Regions from separate parts of the Homo sapiens genome. Here region 2 is linked to region 1. Evidence: read pairs that join two places in POLR2A ChIA-PET (ENCODE). Cell type or tissue: A673. All regions are shown on one strand. Each heading gives the region's core, and the rest is flanking DNA. Links, peaks and the distances in the headings are about the cores only.

Evidence for each region. Peaks named below come from ENCODE experiments on the same cell type or tissue, not always from the same donor. Only the 100,000 strongest peaks of a DNase experiment are listed, where the experiment ranks them.
Region 2: POLR2A ChIA-PET joins it to region 1 with 5 read pairs; 11 of 35 experiments call an interaction of 5 or more read pairs at or near these places.

The regions. Positions count from the first base shown.
Region 1 is chr20:49,250,001-49,255,681 of GRCh38, reverse strand. It overlaps ZNFX1 (zinc finger NFX1-type containing 1), which reads left to right. Exons shown (of 14, transcript NM_021035.3): 10 at 1,033-1,187; 11 at 1,871-2,016; 12 at 2,852-2,962; 13 at 4,060-4,155. Among named protein-coding and RNA genes, the nearest start is that of ZNFX1, 25 kb to the left of the region's middle. In A673, for the core only: no CTCF peak of the experiment used is centred there; a DNase peak (open chromatin) is centred at 2,531; H3K27ac peaks cover 1,443 bases.
Region 2 is chr20:49,194,335-49,200,015 of GRCh38, reverse strand. It overlaps a transcript of STAU1 not described here. Among named protein-coding and RNA genes, the nearest start is that of STAU1, 8.8 kb to the right of the region's middle. In A673, for the core only: no CTCF peak of the experiment used is centred there; no DNase peak of the experiment used is centred there.

The sequences.
Region 1 (5,681 bases), core at 356-5,355:
GATAGGGATACAGCCATGGGATAGAATAGACACTTTGCTCTACTTTCATGGAGCTTATAGAGTCTATCCAGGGTAACAAATTAATTATTACCTTCGTGGAGCCTATGGAGTCTATCCAGGGTAACAAATTAATCACGTAATTCCACAAATAAAAAGTTACAAATGGGTATAAAAACTCAGAAAAGAACAGAGAGGTAACAGGCACAATGACTCACACCTGTAATCTCACCACTTTGGGAGGCTGAGGCTAGAGGATCTCTTGAGGCCCAGGGTTCAAGACCAGCCTGGGCAACATAGTGAGACCTCATCTCTACAGGAAAAAAAAAAAAGAGTAGGAGAGGCCGGGCGCAGTAGCTCACGCCTTTAATGCTAGCACTTCGGGAGGCCGAGACAGGCGGATCACAAGGTCAGGAGATTGAGACCATCCTGGCTAACACAGTGAAACCCCGTCTCTACTAAAAACACAAAAAATTAGCTGGGCGTGGTGGCCGGTGCCTATAATCCCAGCTACTCGGGAGGCTGAGGCAGGAGAATCGCTTGAACCCGGAGGTGGAGGTTGTAGTGAGCCAAGATCACGCCATTGCACTCCAGCCTGGGTGACAGAGCAAGACTCCGTCTTTTAAAAAAAAAAAAAAAAAAGTAGTAGAAAGCCGTTGGAAAGTTTTACAGCGATTAGTGACATCATCAGTTTTACTAATAAAATAAATACTCTATGGAGAATTAGAGGAGGGGAGGGAAATTAGGCAGGGATGCTGCAGCTGGGAGAATTCTTCCCAAAGTTTTTAAAGTCTCTTATTTTCTTCCCATAGTTAACCTTTGTTCTTTATCTCACCCCTTTCCTTAGCTCCTGACTACTCTGCACATCTTTTTGTTGGGCATTTTGGATTCTTAGGTCCCTGAATGTATCTCTCTGTTTGTCACTATGCTCCAAGGGTCCAAGGTTCACTTCATACACTGGGCACACTGAAGGGCGTTCTTCCACCTTCTCAAAGAGCATGTGGCTTTCTTTCCTTGGTTCTTCCCATTCTCCAGGCTCTGGCTACAGTTGTACCAGGCTGACACCCGCCGGAAGATCCTCAGCTATGAACGCCAGTACCGCACATCAGCAGAAAGAATGGCCGAGCTGAGACTCCAGGAAGACCTGCACATTCTTAAAGATGCCCAGGTTGTAGGAATGACAACCACAGGTAAGAAACTGTGGAGAAATTTGCCTGTTGCATCTAAGTTCACTTCTGGTGCCAGATTATCTAAGGACAGGTAAAGAGGAGCTTCTTTGGTAGGTTAGAGGAAAATACCATGAAAAGCTACTGAAAGCACCCATATTTTGAGAACTCTTGGTGAAATTCACTCACTTTCGCCAGGCGCAGTGGCTCACGCCTATAATCCCAACACTTTGGGAGGCCAAGGCAGGTGGATCACCTGAGGTCATAAGTTTGCAATCAGCCTGGCCAACATGGTGAAATCTCATCTCTACTAAAAATACAAAAATTAGCTGGGTGTAGTGGTGGGTGCCTGTAATCCTGGCTACTCGGGAGGCTGGGGCACAAGAATCACTTGAACCTGGGAGGTGGAGGTTGCAGTCAGCTGAGATCGCACCACTGCACTCCAGCCTGGGTGACAGAGTGAGACTGTCTCAAAGAAAAAAAAAAAAAGAAAAAAGAAATTCACTCACTTTCTCCTGCTGGGTTTGAAACTCCAACAGTGACCAACACAGTTTTAATGTTCTGGAGACCACCCAGAACACTATAAGGACCAGCTGTCGCTGATGCAGGTTCAGGGAAGATACAGAAGTGGATTCCCAGAGGCCCAGTGGCCCTGTGGGTCCTGTGCCTCAGCTCAGAGGAGCCTTTCTCTTCTTTCCTCACTTGAGGTGCTGCCAAATACCGCCAGATCCTACAGAAGGTGGAGCCGAGGATTGTCATAGTGGAAGAAGCTGCGGAAGTCCTTGAGGCCCATACCATTGCCACATTGAGCAAAGCTTGCCAGCACCTCATTTTGATTGGGGACCACCAGCAGGTAAAACGAGAGTCCCCCTAGAAGATGGGCTGGCTCTCCGTGGGGGTGAGATCATAAAGGAAGACCCTGGCCTCTGCTTCAACAGTCCTCAAGCTTATTAGTAGCTTCTTGTGATTCCTCTTGTCTTCACCTCCCACGTTCAGTCTAAGAGCAGATGCTATTAGATTTGGGGTATATTTTAGTGGCAACGTCATTTATTTCATCCATTCCCTCTGCTATTTACCTAGTCCACCATGGCCTCTTGAGTGGACTGTATTGTAATAGCATGCTCCTCAGTCTCTCTGCTTCCATTTTTGCTACCTTTTAATGCACTCTACATAAAGGAGCCAAAGTGAATTTTTTTAAAAAAAAGGTAGATAGATAATATCACTTTCCAGCTGAAAACCCTCCAGTGGTGTCCCATTGCACTTGCATAAAAATCAAGCTTCTTAAAGTGGCCCACAAAGGCTTATGTGATCAGGTTTCAGCTTATTTCTCTGACTTCATCCCATTTGCTCTTGGTGTCCCACTGTGTCCTTTCCGCTCCCCATTATGGATCTTGCTTTTCAAATGACTGAAGAACTGGCAACTTCTGCCATGCTAGTGTCTACTCAGATGTCACTGTTCAGAGGCCTAGCTAGAAAAAACCCACCATGGGGCACTCTGTCATATCACCTTTAGTTCTACTAATCCTTAACCCTTGTCATTATTAATCCTTAAACTGTGAGTATGTAGAATAGTGCCTGGCACATAGTCAACACTTGAAAAACATTTGATGGTTGGTTGGATGGATGGAAGTATGGATGGTTAAATGACTTTATCAGTAGAGAATCCTCAGCCATGTTTCTCTTCTCAGCTGCGCCCCAGTGCCAACGTGTATGATCTGGCCAAGAACTTCAACCTTGAGGTGTCCCTTTTTGAACGGCTAGTGAAAGTAAACATTCCCTTTGTCCGTCTGAATTACCAGGTGAGAAGCTGGGCCTCTGTTGTTACCAAATGCCCAGGAGAAAGCTCCTGGGAAGCTGCCAGTTGCCAGCAAAAGAGGTCTCATATAAATAAAAATAATTTAATACTGAAATGACTCTGTCAACCTTACATTTTCTGTTTTAAAACACCACAAGATCACCGTGTTGAGTTTTTGTTGGACAAAGGAGCTGTTTATGTTATGCTTTCTCCTTATTTTTTTCAAATGATAATCTCTATCTCTCTAGATTTTCTTTCCTTTTTTTTTTTAAGAAAAATAGAGGCCAGGTGCGGTGGCTCACACCTGCAATCCCAGCACTTTGGGAGGCCAAGGTGGGCAGATCACCTGAGGTCAGGAGTTCGAGACCAGCCTGGCCAACATGGTGAAAGCCTGTCTCTACTAAAAATGCAAAAATTAGCCGGGCATGGTGGTGGGCACCTGTAATCCCAGCTACTCAGGAGGCTGAGGCAGGAGAATTGCTTGAACCTGGGAGGCGGTGGTTGCAGTGAGCCGAGATCATGCCACTGTACTCCAGCCTGGCAATAGAGCTAGATTCTGTCTCAGAAAAAAAAAAAAGAAAAGAAAAATAGAGGCCAGGTGTGGTGGCTCACACCTTAATCCTAGCACTTTGGGAGGCCAAGGCGGGCGGATCCCTTGAGTTCAGGAGCTCGTGACCAGCCTCGCCAACATGGCGAAACACTGTCTCTGCTAAAAATACAAAAAATTAGCCAGGCGTGGTGCCTCATGCCTGTAGTCCCAGCTACTTTTGGAAGGCTGAGGCAGGAGAATCACTAGAACCTGGGAGGCAGAGGTTGCAATGAGCTGAGATTGCGCCACTGCACCCCAGCCTTGGTGACACGTCTCAAAAAAAAAAAAAAAAGAAAGAAAAATAGAGATGAGGGCTCACTATGTTGCCAGGCTGGTCTTGAAATCCTGACCTGAAGTGATCCTCCTGCCTTGGCTTCCCAAAGTGATGGGATTACAGATACAAGCCATCACAACTGGCCCTCCCTAAATTTTCTAACAGCAACCTTATCTTTAAAGAAATTGTCCGTGTGTGCTCTGCCCATGTTTCTAATGACATGCATGTGTTTTTTCAGCACCGTATGTGCCCTGAAATTGCCCGCCTTTTGACCCCCCACATTTACCAGGATCTGGAGAATCATCCATCTGTTCTTAAGTATGAGAAGATTAAGGTGAGTCTGTCTTACCCGATCTTTCTTGGATGGTGTCAGCAACCTAAAAAGGCTATAATTTCCTCAAGATAAAAAAGCTTTTCAGCGGCCAGGCGCGGTGGCTCACACCTGTAATCCCAGCACTTTGGGAAGCTGAGGTGGGCAGATCACTTGAGGTCAGAGTTCGAGACCAGCCTAACTAACATGGTGAAACCCTGTCTCTACTAAAATACAAAAACTAGCTGAGCATGGTGGCAAGCACCTGTAATCCCAGCTACTCAGAAGGCTGAGGTGGGAGAATTGCTTGAACCCAGGAGGTGGAGGTTGCAGTGAGCTGAGATCGTGCCATGCTACTGCACTCCAGGCTGGGCAGCGGAGAGAGACTCCCTGTCAAAAAAAAAAAGAAAGCCTTCAGAAGGGAGTAGAGCCAGCTTTTTAAAAGCTGGTTACTGGGAGAAAATTGAAATACAGACCAGGGTTTTTTAATCCCAATTCTGCCTGTTAGCCATGTAACCTTAAGCAAGTTATATAAGAATTCTGGCCAGGCGCGGTGGCTTACGCCTGTAATCCCAGAGCTTTGTGAGGCCGAGGCGGGCGAATCACAAGGTCAAGGGATCAAGACCATCCTGGCCAACATGGTGAAATCCCATCTCTACTAAAAATACAAAAATTAGCTGGGTGCGGTGGCATGTGCCTGGCTGGGTGTGGTGGCTCATGCCTATAATCTCAGCACTTTCGGAGGCCAAGATGGGTGGATCACCTGAGGTCAGGAGTTGGAGACTAGCCTGGCCAACATGGTGAAACCCCGTCTCTACTAAAAATACAAAAATTAACTGGGCATGGTGGTGGGCGCCTGTAATCCCAGCTACTTGGGAGGCTGAGGCGAGAGGATCGCTTGAACCTGGGAAGTGGAGGTTGTGGTGAGCCAACAAGACCGTGCCACTGTACTTCAGCCTACGCAACAAGAGTGAACTCTGTCTCAAAAAAAAAAAATTGTCAGCTGAGGCCAAGAGTTCAAAACCAGGCTGGGGCACATAGCAAGACTGTCTCTTTTTTTAAAATAAATAAATAAATTCTGAGTATCAGGTTCTTCTGGACAATAAGAATAATGGCTCCTGCCATATCCCATTACTGTATGGAAGGAGGTAATGTATATAAAGCAGTCAGCACAGTGGAGTGCTCAGTAAGTTAGCTGCTCTGTCATTATCATCATCCTCCTCACAGCACTGCTTGTTCTTTCAGCTATAATGGTTGGATTGTGGATGGCTGTTTTATTTTCTATTTTTTTTGAGATGGAGTCTCACTCTGTCTGTCACCCAGGCTGGAGTGCAGTGGCATGATCTCGGCTCACTGCAATCTCTGCATCCTGGGTTCAAACTATTCTCCCATCTCAGCCTCCTGAATAGCTGGGATTATAGGCGCCCACTACCACGCCCAGCTAATTTTTGTATTTTTAGTAGAGACGGGGTTTCACCATGTGGGCCAGGCTGGTCTCAAACTCCTGACCTCAGGTGATCCACCCACCTCGGCCTCTCAAAGTGCTGGGA
Region 2 (5,681 bases), core at 477-5,476, 56 kb after region 1:
GTTCCTGGCTGGGTGCAGCAGTTCACACCTGTAACCCCAACACTTTGGGAGGCCAAGGTGGGAGGACCTCTTGAGGCCACGAGTTGCAGACCAGCCTGGGCAATATAGTGAGATCCCATCTCTACAAATTATAAAAAAATATGGCCGGGTGCAGTGGCTGACATCTGTAATCCCAACACTTTGGGAAGCTGAGGCAGTTGGATCACCTGAGGTCTGGAGTTCAAGACCAGCCTGGCCAATGTGGTGAAACCCCGTCTCTACTAAAAAATACAAAACTTAGCTGGGCGTGGTGGCAGGCGCCTGTAATCCCAGCTACTCGGGAGGCTGAGGCAGGAGAATCACTTGAACCTGGGAGGCAGAGGTTGCAGTGAGCCAAGATCGCACCACTGCACTCCAGCCTGGGCAACAGAGCAAGACTCTGTCTCAAAAAAATAAGTAAATAAAAGAAAAATAAAATAAAAATAAAAATAAAGAATAAAATAAACATGGCCGGGCGCGGTGGCTCAGGCCTGTAATCCCAGCACTTTGGGAGGCCGAGGTGGGCGGATCACAAGGTCAAGAGATTGAGACCATCCTGGCCAACATGGTGAAACCCCATCTCTACTAAAAATACAAAACTTAGCTGGGCGTGGTGGCGCATGCCTGTAGTCCCAGCTACTCGGGAGGCTGAGGCAGGAGAAGCACTTCAACCCAGGAGGTGGAGGTTGCAGTGAGCCGAGATCGCGCCACTGCAATCCAGCCTGGCAACAGAGCGAGACTCCATCTCAAAATAAAAAAAATCAGCCAGGCGTGATGGTATGCACCTGTAGTCCAAAAAGTTCCAGTTGCTCTACATTCTCCTATTTGGTGTTGTCCGTTTTGTTTTGTTTCGAGATGGAGTCTCTCTCTGTTGCCCAGGCTGGAGTGCAGTGGCACGATCTCGGCTTACTGCAACCTCTGCCTCCCGGGTTCAAGTGATTCTCCTGCCTCAGCCTCCCGAGTGGCTGGGATTACAGGTGCCCACCACCACGCCCAGCTAATTTTTGTATTTTTTTGGCGGGGGGGCAGGGGGACGGGGTCTCATCTTGTTCTGTCACCCAGGCTGGAGTGTAGTGGCACGATCTTGGCTCACTGCAACCTCTGCCTCCTGGGTTCAAGCGATTTTCCTGCCTCAGCCTCAAAAGTAGCTGGGACTATAGGCACATGCCACCATGCCCAGCTAATTTTTTGTATTTCTAGTAGAGACAAGGTTTCACAGTGTTAGTCAGGATGGTCTTGATCTCCTGACCTCGTGATCTGCCCGCCTCGGCCTCCCAAAGTGCTGAAATTACAGGCGGGAGCCACAGTGCCTGGCCATTTTTGTATTTTTAGTAGAGATGGAGTTTTATCATGTGGGCCAGGCTAGTCTTGAATTAGTGACCTCAAGTGATCTGTCTGTCTTGGGCTTCCAAAGTGCTGGGATTCCAGGCATAAGCCACCATGCCCATCCCATTCTTATTTTTATATATTATTTCTTTATTTTTTATTTGTAAGATGGAGTCTTGCTGTGTTGCCCAGGCTGGAGTGCAGTTGCATGATCTCAGCTTACTACAACCTCCACCTGCTGGGTTCAAGTCATTCTCCTGACTCAGGCTCCTGAGTAAACTGGGATAACAGGCACACACCCAGCTAATTTTTCTATTTTTAGTAGAGACAGGGTTTCACCAGGTTGATCAGGCTGGTTTTGAACTCCTGACCTCATAATCTGCCCACCTCGGCCTCCCAAAGTGCTGGCATTACAGTCGTGAGCCACCGCGCCCGGCCTATTTTTATTTTTAATTTTAGACATTCTAATAAATGTGTAATGGTATATCCCATGTGTATGTATATGTGTGTTTTATTTGCATTTCCTAATGACATCTTTTTATATGCTCATTTGCCACTCATATACTTTTATAAACTTCTGTGGCAAAATGTCTGTACAGATCTTTTGCCCATTTGTTTTTCTTATTGCTAAGCTGTAAGAGTTCTTAATATATTCCAGATATGGCTGGGCAGTGTGGCTCACGCCTATAATCCCAGCACTTTTGGTAGGCTGAGGCCAGAGGATTTCTTGAGGCCAGGAGTTAGAGACCAGCCTGAGCAACATAGTGAGCCCCTTGTCTCTAATAAGAATTAAAAAAAATGAGTTGGCGGTGGTGGTGTGCACCTGTATTCCCAGCTACTTGGGAGGCTGAGGCAGGAAGTTTGCTTCAACCTAGGTGTTTGAGGCTGCAGTGATCCAAGATCAAGCTATCCAGACTGGGCAACAGAACAAGATTCTGACTGGAAGAAAAAAATAAAAATGAAAATCGTAGGCCCAGCACCGTGGCTCATGACTGTAATTCTAGCACTTTGGGAGGCCGAGGAGGTTGGATCACGTGAGGTCGGGAGTTCGAGACCAGCCTGGGCAACATGGCAAAACCCCCGTCTCTACTAAAAATACAAAAATTAGCTGGGCCTGGTGGCACATGCCTGTAATCCCAGCTACCCGGGAGGCTGAGGCAGGAGAAGCAGTGGAACCCGGCAGGCAGAGGTGGAGTGAGCTGAGATCGCGCCACTGCACTCCAGTCTGGGCAACAGAGCAAGACTCCATCGCAAAAAAAAAAAAAGAAAAGAAAAAGAAAAGAAAATTATGTATATGTATATATGTATGTATTCCAAATACAACTTTTTATTTTACAAATGTTTTCTCCAAATCTGCGACTTGCTTTTTCATTCTCTTTATGGGGTCCTTCCTCGTTTTTTTTTTTTTTCTTAACTACTGATCATTATTCTATTGTATGAATATGTCATGACTTATTTAGCCAAGCTTAGGTTGATGGACATTGATGTTATTTTGTTTTATTTTATTTTATTTTTTGGAGACAGAGTCTCACTCTGTCACCCAGGCTGGAGTGCAGTGGTGCGATCTCGGCTCACTGCAACCTCCACCTCCCGCGTTCAAGCTATTCTCCTGCCTCAGCCTCCCGAGTAGCTGGGACTACAGGTGCATGCCGCCACGCCTGGCTAATTTTTTTGTATTTTAGTAGAGACGTTTCACCATGTTGCCCAGGCTGGTTTTGAACTCCCGAGCTCAGGCAATCCGCCTGCCTCGGCCTCCCAAAGTGCTAGGATTACAGGCGTGAGCCACCACGTCCGAACCATTGATGTTATTTCTAAACTTTTGTTATTACAAACTGTGCTTCTGTTAATATCCTTGAATTCACGTTGCTGTTTCTTTTTTTTTTTTTTCTTTTTTTCCTTTTTGAGACAGAGTCTCGCTGTCACCCAGGCTGGGGTACTGTGGTGCCATGTCTGTTCACTGCAGCCTGCAGCCTCCGGCTCCTGGGTTTCAACGATTCATGATTCTCCCCTCGAGAGGAGCTGGGATTACAGGCATGCGCCACCACGCCGGGCTATTTTTATTTCGTCATGTTGGCCACGCTGGTCTCAAACTCCTGAGCTCAGGAGATCTGCCGGCCTCGGCCTCCCAAAGTGCTGGGATTACAGGCGTGAGCTGCCACACCTGGCCTCATGTTGCTATTTCTTTTCTTTCTTTTCTTCTTCTTCTTCTTCTTTTTTTTTTTTTTTTGTTTTGTTTTGAGACGGAGTCTCGCTGTCGCCCAGGCTGGAGTGCAGTGGCGCGATCTCAGTTCACTGCAGGCTCCGCCCCCCGGGGTTCACGCCATTCTCCGGCCTCAGCCTCCCGAGTAGCTGGGACTACAGGCGCCCGCCACCTTGCCCGGCTAATTTTTTGTATTTTTAGTAGAGACGGGGTTTCACTGTGTTAGCCAGGATGGTCTTGATCTCCTGACCTCGTGATCCGCCCGCCTCGGCCTCCCAATGTGCTGGGATTACAGGCGTGAGCCACCGCGCCCGGCCTCTTTTTTTCTCTTTCTTTCTTTTTTTTTTTTAGATGGAGTCTTGCTTTGTCGCCCAGGCTGGAGTGCAGTGGTGTGATCTCGGCTCACTGCAACCTCCGCCTCCTTGGGTTCAGGCTATTCTCCTGACCTCAAGTGATCCACCCGCCTCGGCCTCCCAAAGTGCCAGGATTACAGGCATGAGCCAGCGGCCCAGCCATTACGTTGTTGTTTCTTTGTTTTTTTTTTTTCTTTTTTCTTTTTTTTTTTTTTTTTTTGAGAGGAAGTTTCACTCTTGTTGCCCAGGCTGGAGTGCAATGGCGCTATCTCACTGCAACCTCCGCCTCCTGGGTGCAAGCAATTCTCCTGCCTCAGCCTCCCAAGTAGCTGGAATTACAGGCATGTGCCACCATGCCTGGCTAATTTTGTATTTTTAGTAGAGACGGGGTTTTTCCATGTTGGTCAGGCTGGTATCAAATTCCCAGCCTCAGGTGATCTGCCCACCTTGGGCTCCCAAAGTGTTGGGATTACAGGCGTGAGCCACGGCGCCCAGCCTACATTGTTATTTCTAAGAACCATTTGTTTTTCCTTTCCCATGAACTGTCTGTTGCTATCTTTTTTTTTTTTTTTTTTTTTTTTTTGAGACGGAGTCTTGCTCTGTCGCCCAGGCTGGAGTGCAGTGGCACGATCTCGGCTCACAAAGCTCCGCCTCCCGGGTTCACGCCATTCTCTTGCCTCAGCCTCCCGAGTAGCTGGGACTACAGGCACCTGCCACCACACCTGGCTAATTTTTTTGTATTTTTAGTGGAGACGGGGTTTCACCGTGTTAGCCAGGATGGTCTTCATGTCTTGACTTCGTGATCCGCCTGCCTCGGCCTCCCAAAGTGCTGGGATTACAGGCGTGAGCCACAGCGCCCAGCCTGTTGCTATCTTTTAATCATTTTTCATTGGGTTGTTAATCATTCTGCTATTCAAAGTAATTCCTTACATGTCATGAAATTTGTGAAATCATCCTCTCTGAGATGCAAATTTTTTCCAGTTTATCATTTGTCTTTGTATTTCCTCTTATCACATTTTTTATTTTCCTGAGTCAATGAATTGATCTTTTCCTTTAAGGATTCCGAATTTTGTGTTATAGTTAAAAGAGTCTTCTCCACTTCAGAGTGATACAAACATTCTTGCAGGAATTCTTCTGGTACTTTTATGGTTTCCCGTTATTATTATTTTTTTTTTTACTTTGACACAGGGTTTCACTGTTGCCCAGGCTGGAGTGCAGTGGTGAGATCATAGCTCATTACAAGCTGACAGGGTGGCTCATGCCTGTAATTCCAACACTTTGGGAGGCTGAGGTGGGTGGATCACTTGAGGTCAGGAGTTGGAGACCAGCCTGGCCAACAGAGTGAAACCCCATCTCTGCTGAAAATGCAAAAATAAGCCAGGTGTAGTGGTGTGCGCCTGTAATCCCAGCTACTTGGGCTGCCGAGGCACGAGGAATTGCTTGAACCCAGGAGGTGGAGGTTGCAGTGAGTTGAGATCGTGCCACTGCACTGCAGTCTGGGCGACAGAGCGAGACTCTGTCTCAAAATAATAATAGTAATAATAATAGTTCTCTGCAGCCTCGAACTCCTGGGCTCAAGCAATCCTCCCACCTTGGCCTCCCACAGTGCTGGGATTATAGACATGGGTGACCATGCCTGGCCAGTTTCCTTTCTTTTTTCTTTTTCTTTTCTTTTTTTTTTTTTTTTTTGAGACGGAGTTTCGCTCTTGTTGCCCTGGCTAGAGTGCAATGGCACGATTTTGGCTCACTGCAACCTCTGCCTCCCAGGTTCAAGTGATTCTCCT